Regions from separate parts of the Homo sapiens genome. Here region 2 is linked to region 1. A link is a contact called in ENCODE Hi-C or POLR2A ChIA-PET data. All regions are on one chromosome and are shown on one strand. Each heading gives the region's core, a stretch centred on a gene start or an enhancer-like site at or near the end of the contact. The rest is flanking DNA. Distances are from core to core; before and after follow the strand shown.

What was found. Hi-C counts contacts between places; a loop is a spot of excess contacts on that map. ChIA-PET counts read pairs that join two places held with the same protein, here RNA polymerase II (POLR2A). Pooled maps may share reads with other maps.
Region 2: a loop to region 1 is called in a pooled map, with 9 times the contacts of the local background. The contact joins the promoter of NOC4L here to the promoter of STX2 in region 1. A Hi-C loop is called at or near these places in 6 of 50 pooled maps. POLR2A ChIA-PET finds 5 or more read pairs at or near these places in 2 of 52 experiments (AG04450 and BJ).

The regions. Positions count from the first base shown.
Region 1 is chr12:130,836,739-130,841,239 of GRCh38, reverse strand. STX2 (syntaxin 2) reads left to right here and starts at 1,990. Exons shown (of 11, transcript NM_194356.4): 1 at 1,990-2,170. The coding sequence starts at 2,141. RefSeq lists silencers at 1,787-2,296, 2,367-2,426.
Region 2 is chr12:132,142,490-132,146,928 of GRCh38, reverse strand. It overlaps NOC4L (nucleolar complex associated 4 homolog), which reads right to left and starts at 2,472. Exons shown (of 15, transcript NM_024078.3): 1 at 2,324-2,472; 2 at 1,955-2,075; 3 at 1,264-1,370. The coding sequence starts at 2,440. DDX51 (DEAD-box helicase 51) reads left to right here and starts at 2,610. Exons shown (of 15, transcript NM_175066.4): 1 at 2,610-2,936; 2 at 3,020-3,234; 3 at 4,051-4,201. The coding sequence starts at 2,633. RefSeq lists enhancers at 2,390-2,689, 3,619-4,439 and silencers at 2,700-2,749, 2,820-3,019.

The DNA of each region.
Region 1 (4,501 bases), core at 741-3,240:
ATGTTCTTCTTCCATGGCTTCAGCCGGTCCCTCCATTCAGGGTCCCTGAATTCCCACAACGATTATTCACAACTTCATTTTTTTTCTCTGGCAGGATAAGGAAAGTTTTGAGGTTGGGCATGGTGGGCTCATGTCTGTGGTCCCTGTGCTTTTGGAGGCTGAGGTGGGAGGATTACTTGAGCCCAGGAGTTCAAGGCGGCAGTGGACTATGACCATGCCACTGCACTCCAGTCTGGGAGACAGAATAAGACTCTGTCTCAAACAAACAAACAAACAAACAAAAAGTTTTGGTTGCCAATTCAACACCATCCAGCTGCTGCCAATATTATCATATGTTTTTGAAAAATCCACTGGGAGAGAGGGAGAAACGAGGGAGGGCCCAGTATTTACCAGAGAGGGAGAATTAAAATGGTGGTGGCAGAGGCAAGAAGGCCGAAAGAAAAGCACTTGCCTGTTGCGGGGTCCAGGAGGCATTCTGGTGGGGAAGTTCAGGATATGGAGAGAAAAAACATATCTTTTTTTTTTTTTTGGAGACGGAGTCTCGCTTTACTGTCCAGGCTGGAGTGCAGTGGTGCGATCTTGGCTCACTGCAAGCTCCACCTCCCGGGTTCAAGCAATTCTCATGCATCAGCCTCCTGAGTAGCTGGGATTACAGGTGCCCGCCACCACACTCACCTGGACAACTGGCTGTCAAGACCTTCCATCGGGTAACAGAACCACATCACACCTAGAACCAAGTCCAAAACGTCCTGTTTTTTAATGTGTAGCCTGTTGCTCTCAAGCAGATTTCTTAGCGCTGCCTTCTGGTCAGACCAAAGCCACCTCCTCCAGGAGGCAGTAAAGACTTTAACCTTGTTTAAAAACAAATCTGGCCTTGCCTTCTCCTCCTGGAAGGCAATCTTTGTTTGCCTGGGAGTCTTCGGCTAGCCAGAGAGTAACAGTGTGATTTATGGTGGGGGCTTAGGGTTACATGGATATCACTTAACCAAGAGGCTGAGATCAAGCATGAAAGCAATCAAACAATCAATCAATCATGCACATGCAATGGAGCCCAGTAAACGTTCTGCACACTGTGGCTCAAGTGAGCTTCCCTGGCTGGCAGTACTTCGTGTGTAAGGCCACACATCAGTGCAGGGCAAGTAATGAGGCCTGACTACACAGGGAGAGGACCACGGGAGGACCTTGAAGCTGCACGCCGTAATCCCCAGACTCCCCCTCTGCCCTTCTTCCTTGGCTGATGTTAATCCGTATCATTTTCCTGCTAAGAAACCATAGTTGTGAGTACAGTAGTTTTTAGTGTATTCTGTGATTCCTTCTAGCAAATTATGGAACTTGAAGGTGGTTTTGGAAACCGCCAGAATTTGCCGTTGGTGTCAGAGGTGATAATGGTCTTGGGGACTGTTCCCCCAACCTGGGTAGTTCACCTAAGCTCCTGCACCTTCATGACGACCTCTCTGCCAGTTCCGTGCCCATGCCCTTACTTTCTTTTCTCATCTATCATTTATTTGTCTGTGTCTGTATTGCCTGTTTCTCCTGCCAGAATGGTATCCCAGGGCTGGGCCTGCGGACGCTCTTCCCGTTACCGCCCCCTGCCGTGTTATGCTCCGTAAGCATCATGTGTGGTACACGATCTCTTCTCCTTCATTCACACCCGAGGCTGCGCGTGGACCCTTAAAGAGAAGGTTCGGCATATGTATTACCCAAAGCTGCACCCAGCACATTCCGGGAGCTTTGCTCTTTTGTCACTATTCGTTGAATGCTCTATATTTTGATAAATAAAACAATGAGTGTGAAAGCATAAAAGCAGATCAAGGGACAAACAGCACGTGTAGCGGAACTGCCAGCCTGGGGCTCGGCCGGACCCCGCCCCTCCCCGCCTAGGCCCCGCCCCCAGGCCCCGCCCCTCCGGGCTCCCGCTGGAAAGCGCTGCCGCCGTGTGGGTGGGTGCGGGGCGCGGCGCGGGCCGGGCATGCGCAGAGCGCGCGGGGCGCGGTTGCCGTGGCAGCGCCGGCTCCAGGGAGGGCTGCTGGCGCCGGGCCGGGACCGCGGGGCCTGAGGCGGAGACCGGAGAGCCCGAGGCCCGGCCGGAGGCAGCTCGGGACAGGCTTGAGCGGCGGGGCGCGCTGCCCGGCCGGCGGGGATGCGGGACCGGCTGCCAGACCTGACGGCGGTGAGCGGCAGCCGCGGGTAGCGGTTCAGGCCCGGCCGGGGCGGCGTCTGGAGGGCGGGCGGGGGCTCGGGGCGTCTTGGGCGGGGCTCCGGGAGGGTCCCCAGGGCGGGGATCTCCGGCGTTCTGGGGCGGGGGCTGCGGGCAGGGTCTCAGGGAGTCCTGAGCGGGGACTGCTGGTGGGGTCCCCAGGGCGGGGGTCCCGGGAGTCCTAGGGTGGGGGCTCCGGGCGGGGTCCCCAGGGCTTCCTGGGCGGAGTCCTCAGGGCGGGTTGGGGCAGGAGGAGGGAGCGGGGAAGGTCCCGGCCTCGACCCCCTCTTCGAGCGTGGCTCCCTGTCCGTCACTCCGCTTGGCGGATTGTATCTGGCGCTTACCCAGCCGGAGCCCACTGGCCTAACTGTGGTCCGCCCCACGGGGTCCCCGCAGCTGGCGTCAGCCCCGGGGAGCAGGCCGGGTCCTCTTGGTCGCTGCTTTATCCCTGGGGCTTCACAAAGGACTGTGCACCAAGCGGGAGGCAACAGATGGGTGTGAAATGTGGGCACCTTAGAGTGCTGGGTGCTTGGGGTGGGGCGAGCGCGAACAGCAGCTTGTGTCTGATCTCCCAGTAGTTTGCTTTGGAAACTGGGACCGTGTGTTGACTCTGAACGCACCTTACGCGCCCAGCAGCCGGGCACACAGCAAGTTACTGTTTACTTTAGCAAGGGAAAAGCAGGTCACTAAAAATTTTGGAAGGATTTCGATGCATTCTACACGTGTAAAGGTGACAGGACTGTGCATGGTGCAGTGACAGCGGAATGATAGTGATGGTCGTGCACTTTCCAAGCTTGTCTAACCCAGGACGGCTTAGGCCAGCAGAAGTAGTTATGACTTTTTCCCTTTACAATACAGGTACTAATTCATGCTACGTGTGTGCACAGATAGAGCCTCTGGTCTCTAAATTGTTGGCAGCCTCAGAACAGGGGTGCTAAGGCCCACAGCCCTACGACACCCACTGCATGTAATGAATTATTCTCTCTCCTCTGCTGCTAGAATGGAGCTGTTATGTACCCCCGAGTGGGAGAATAGAGAAAAGAGCCACTTAAATCATTATCTGTGTTCTGTGGTTCAGATGAGGAGCTCTGGTTGAGAAAGGCAATGATTTCATCCTTAGGATCATGGAAATTATGCTTTATATTCATTCCAAGGAAGTTTCTTCACGGTGATTTTTCCTTTTTTATTAATGGACAAATATTCCCTGTGTTCCGCAGATCAATATCATCTTAAACACAGCAAATTATAGTTGTGTTGTCTTGCCCGATGGATTATCTTTCAGTGCCGTGTAGTAGGAGCTCAGGTATTTATTTAATGAAGAAAAGCTGTGGCTCACTCCTGTAATCCCAGCAGTCTGGGAGATCAGGGTGGGGGCATCACTTGAGCCCAGGTATTGGAGACCAGCTTGGGCAACACAGGGAGACACTGTTTCTCGAAAAAAATTAAAAAATTAGCAGGAGGCCAGTCGCAGTGGCTCATGCCTGTAATCCCAGCACTTTGGGAGGCCGAGTTGGGTGGACCACTTGAGGTCAGGAGTTGGAGACTAGCCTGGCCAACATGGCAAAACCCCGTTTCTACTAAAATAGCCGGATGTCATGGCGCACACCTGTAGTCCCAGCTACTCTGGAGGCTGCGGCAGGAGCATCGCTTGAATCCAGGAGGCGGAGGTTGCAGAAAGCCGAGATTGTGCCACTGTACTCCAGTCTGGGCAACAGAAAGAGACTCTGTTTCAGAAAAACCAACAAAACAAAGCACGCACAAAAAAACTATCCAGGTGTGACTCGCACCTGTAGTCCTTGGTACTCAGGAGGCTAAGCTAGGAGGATTCCTTGAGCCCAGGAGATAGAGGCTGCAGTGAGCCATGATTGTGCCATGCCACTGCACTCCCGCCTGGGTGACAGAGTGAGACATTGTCTCATAAAAAAAAAAAAAAAAAGCTCAATGTCATTGAACGTGAGAGCTGTGACTATTTTGGCAAAATACAGCCAAATTTATATGTTGGGGAATCGTGAGAAAGTACGTTTTCTTGGCTTGAATAGCAAAAAGCAAATAAGGCAATTATTTGTCACTCAGTTTCTATATATCCAAACCCTTCCTGAAACAGTAGAACATGTCAATCAGTTTTGTTCTAGAACGGCAGAGCTAGAAGTCAGCTCATCTACTTCAATACCATCCTGCTTTAGACACAGCAGCTGAGCAGTCAGAGAGTATATCCGTGGAAGTTTCCACTCATGGAGTTTCTCATCTTGGGCAAATAATTTTTAAATCTCTCAAAACTTTTTCTTGTACGTGAAATGGGGACAG
Region 2 (4,439 bases), core at 1,223-3,722, 1.3 Mb before region 1:
GATGCCAGCATGGTGCCCAACTCAGACCCAGGCTTGGAAGCTCTCATCTCGGGGTGGCAAACTCAGTGCTTTCAGGGCCCAGGCAAATGACACCACAAAGCAAAAGAGCCTCGTGCGGGATGACAGGAGCACACGGCTGTCTCAGAGCTGTCTCTGACTCTCCCTCCAGCCAATCGCAGCCATGAACAAACTTAGACCCCGTGTTGACAGAACTGATTATTTCTTTCTGAGAAGGTGGAAACTGGTTATTTTCACGTGGTATCTCCCCAACATTTAAAAGTCTGCAGCTCGGCTATAATTATAGACAGACGTGTTGGCGAGGATGTGGAGTATGGAACTCTCAAATGCTGCCAGGGGGAGGGTAAGATAGCGCAGCTACTATGGAAAACAGTCTTGTAGTTCCTCAGAACATTAAAAACACAGCTGCTGTGTGGCCTTGTAATTCCACTGATAAGGCATATTCAAGCAAAAGAAACATCACACAAGAGTTTGTACGCGAACGTTCACAGTCCGCTGTTCGTAACAGCCAAAGGTGGAAACGACGCAAATGCCCAGCAACCTACGAGCGGCTGAACGATACGTGCTGTGCTATACGACGCGCTGCTACTCAGCCACAAAGAGAACGAACTTCGAACACGCCGATGAGTGGAAGAAGCCACATACCGTATGATCCCCCTTATGAGGAGCGTCTAAAAAAAGCAAACCCATTGATCCAGGAAGTAACCACTGATCCAGGAGTGGCTGCCTGGGGCTGGGGGTGGAAAGGGGCGGGATATGGAAGCGATGGTAACTGGTACAGGATTTCTTTTCGGGGCGATAAAGATGTTCTGGGATAGCGGCAACCACTGCACAACACAGTAACAGATGCTAACTTCTCAGCTTTAAACGGTAAACTGTGCCTCAGTTATTCCTCACTACAGATTTTAAGAAAGCTCATAATGCATTCCCATGGCTGCAGACCACAGTGTGATCTGAGCAAACACATCTGTGGACTGGCACGAGGCTTGGTGTGCGTGCTCTATGCAAACACAGAGATCCCCGTGGATGCCACTGGAAATGAACACGGATTCTGCGTCTTCAATATTCACTACAGGACTCGATAGCCATGTTTCTGAATGGGACTGAACACCCACAGGGTGATGCTCCCATGAAGGAAGCAGCTTTGCCTGGACAATTGTGGGAGCCCCAGACCTCTGCTTTGTGGATAACCTGGGAGTTGGGGTGCAGGGGATGGACAAGGATGAGGCCAGCCCAATGACCCACCTTGACCTGAAAGGAGGGGTGGCCCAGGAGCTCTCCCAAGCGATTGCAGCAGCTGTGATAGCGGTGTCTCATCCACACCTTGTACTTCCGTGTGGCTCCCTGGGACCCTGCAGACAGGTTAGGGTGGTCAGCCCACGTGAGGCCCACATACGCCACCCTGGGCCCAGCCCAAAATCTCAGGCCTGGCTCCACCCTCCCATTGTCTTCTACTCAGCCTCCGCAGGTGGAAACAGGTCGCTAAGGCCCCCAGACCTGTGCTGAGACCAGCACATTCCCTGAGCCCTGCAAACAGGAAGAGCACCTCCTACCCCAGGACTGCCCCAGCCAAGCTGCCAGGAGCAGGATCCACATCCCCTCTCTTTACTCCAAGACCTGACGTCCCCAGGATGGGGACATAAAGGAAGCTCCGAGTTTAAGCGACCGTGTCAGGATCAGTCAACATCAAATTACAAAAGGGGTGCAAAGCACACAAAAAGTCGTACCTTGTCCAGTGTTCATCTACACTCAGCTGCAGGGCACCCATGTCACCCCTGCCCCAACGCCACCATCCATCTTCCACGGTGGGCTTGGTGCGTCCTCCCACCAGCCTGCACGGCCTGTGCCAGGGTTGGGGGCGCTCATCCCATGGTGACAAAGCCTCCCTCCGACCCACGGAAAGAGAAGAGCAGCCCCGGGGCCCTCCAGGGCTCACCTGTCATGACCATCTCCTCAGAGGGCAGCTGGCCCACAAACAGCTCTCCCCGCTCCAGCAAGGCCCCGAAAAGACGGCTGCACGTGCGGACTGCTTCCTGGATCTCCTCCTGGTCCTCAGACTGCAGGAGAGGCGGCGGCAGGGTGCCCGGCCGCCAACTGTCACCTTCGCCCCTGCCTAGGCTGCCCCCAACCCGTTCCCTTCCCCCTCGGGACGCCAGCCCCGTCACCCCCGACCCGTGACCCACACGCCTCCCACCCTGACCCCCCAACGCCGTCTCGGAACCTCCTGGGGACCTGCCGCCGCAGCCCCCCATTCAAGTCCCGCTCCCGTGCCGCGACTCCGGCCCTGCGACGCCGCCAGGCCCACCTGCAGCACGGCCAGGATGTCGAACACGGCGTTGGCCTCACTGCGGCTCGCCAGCACCGCCTCCAGCCGGCGGCCCAGAGCCCGGCGAACTCCCGCGGCGCCCGGCTCCCGCTCCATGCCGCCCCCAACACGGAACAACGCGGATTCTCAGCCGCCGGCGCTCCCGTGACGTCACCACTGCGCGTAGAACCCGACGTCATCTCTACGCGCCGTACCCCAACCCCATCTTTTGCGCGGAGCCCGAGTCGCAGGCGTGCCGCCGACGTCATCGCAGCGCGCCACGCCCGAGTCCCAGGCGTGCGGCTGGCCATGGCGCTGTTCTACGTCGCGCGGTACCCGGGCCCCGATGCGGCAGCTGCGGCGGGGCCGGAGGGCGCGGAGGCCGGGGCGCACGGCAGGGCCCGCGCGCTGCTCGAGCGGCTGCAGAGCCGGGCCCGCGAACGGCAGCAGCAGCGGGAGCCCGCGCAGACCGAGGCGGCTGCATCGACCGAGCCGGCGACCAGGAGGCGACGGCGGCCCCGGCGGCGGCGGCGGGTGAACGACGCGGAGCCGGGGAGCCCGGAGGCGCCGCAGGGAAAGCGACGGAAGGCGGACGGCGAGGACGCGGGCGCAGGTGGGCCGCGGGGCGAGCGGGCTCCCTCTGGGGCGCCGGCGACTCGGTGCTGACGCGCTGCCGGGTGGGTGTCTGCCTCGCAGAAAGCAACGAGGAGGCGCCAGGGGAGCCCAGCGCAGGGAGCAGCGAGGAGGCGCCAGGGGAGCCCAGCGCAGGGAGCAGCGAGGAGGCGCCGGGGGAGCGCAGCACCAGCGCCAGCGCCGAGGCGGCCCCAGATGGACCGGCCCTGGAGGAGGCGGCCGGACCCCTGGTCCCCGGCCTGGTGCTGGGGGGGTTCGGGAAGAGGAAGGCGCCGAAGGTGAGCCTCGGCGGGCGGGAGGGTGGTCGGCGTGAGAGGGTAGGCTGCGCGGATTCTTAAGTGCGGCGGTCGCCCCGGAAGATTTCGTTCAGCGAATGTTCCCGGGTCACAGCCGCGCCTCGCTGCCAGGTCTGCAGTTTCATCGCCTAGGGGTCTGGATCCTGCACGTGCAGAGCTCCCGTTTCCTCTGCTAGGCTTGCCCCTGTCCTCCCGCCGCGCCGCGCCAGTTCTGCAAGATGTGTTTGCGTGAACGTGCGGGGTTTCCTGCTGTGCGCTCACCGCCTCAGGAGTAAGTCAGAGGCCGTTCTGCAAGCTCCTGACCGTTGGTGTTTTTGCTTAGCACGTGTGGTTTTCGGTAAAGAGATTTCCGGCGAGACAGGTGAAGAAAGCGAGAAGTTTGACAGAGTGCTCGGGCACCTTAGGTAGGGCAGGTGGAGGAGGTTCTCTTTGAGTTGGGATGCAAAGACTTGAAGCCAGGTCAAGGTTGGGGGTTGGGGGTGCCAGGCAGAGGCCTCGAGGCAGGGACGCCGGCGTGGCTGGGGCAGGCGAGCGCCAGGTCACAGGACCTCCTGGCTGCGGGAGGGTGGGTGCCACTGTGGGTTGATGGGAGGCTACAGAGTGAGTTTGCTCAGGGAGTGGCATCTGCTTTTACTGTTTAACTTCTGAAGGCTGTATGGAAAGCGCATCCTGGGGCTGAGAAGGAGCTGAAGACGACAGAGGTTTCCCCAGCCTCCCTCCCCTAGCTTTTTCCACCGTGGGCTTCTGCGCGAGAGCCTGGAAAGCGCTCACCTGGCCTCTCTTTCTTTTTGATGGCAGGTCCAGCCTTTCCTGCCAAGGTGGCTGGCTGAGCCTAACTGTGTCAGAAGGAATGTCACCGAAGACCTGGTTCCTATCGAGGACATCCCTGACGTCCATCCTGACCTGCAGAAGCAGCTGCGGGCACACGGCATCTCGTCCTACTTTCCAGGTGCCCCAGCCCCGGGCAGGCAGCTGAGGGAACACCTCCCTGGGCACCCACACACAAGGCTGTGAGTGGCCGTGGGTCAGGCGTCCCTGCCACATCGGTGCCAAGTGTGGTCTCAGCACTCTCAAGCTCATGGTTCCCACTTGGGTCTCCTGAGGCTGGCGTTCCTCTGGGCCTTGGTGCCATCCCTCTGGGGAGCGGTTCCCAGGCCTCCAGCAGAGCAGCCCAGCCCAGAGGTCAC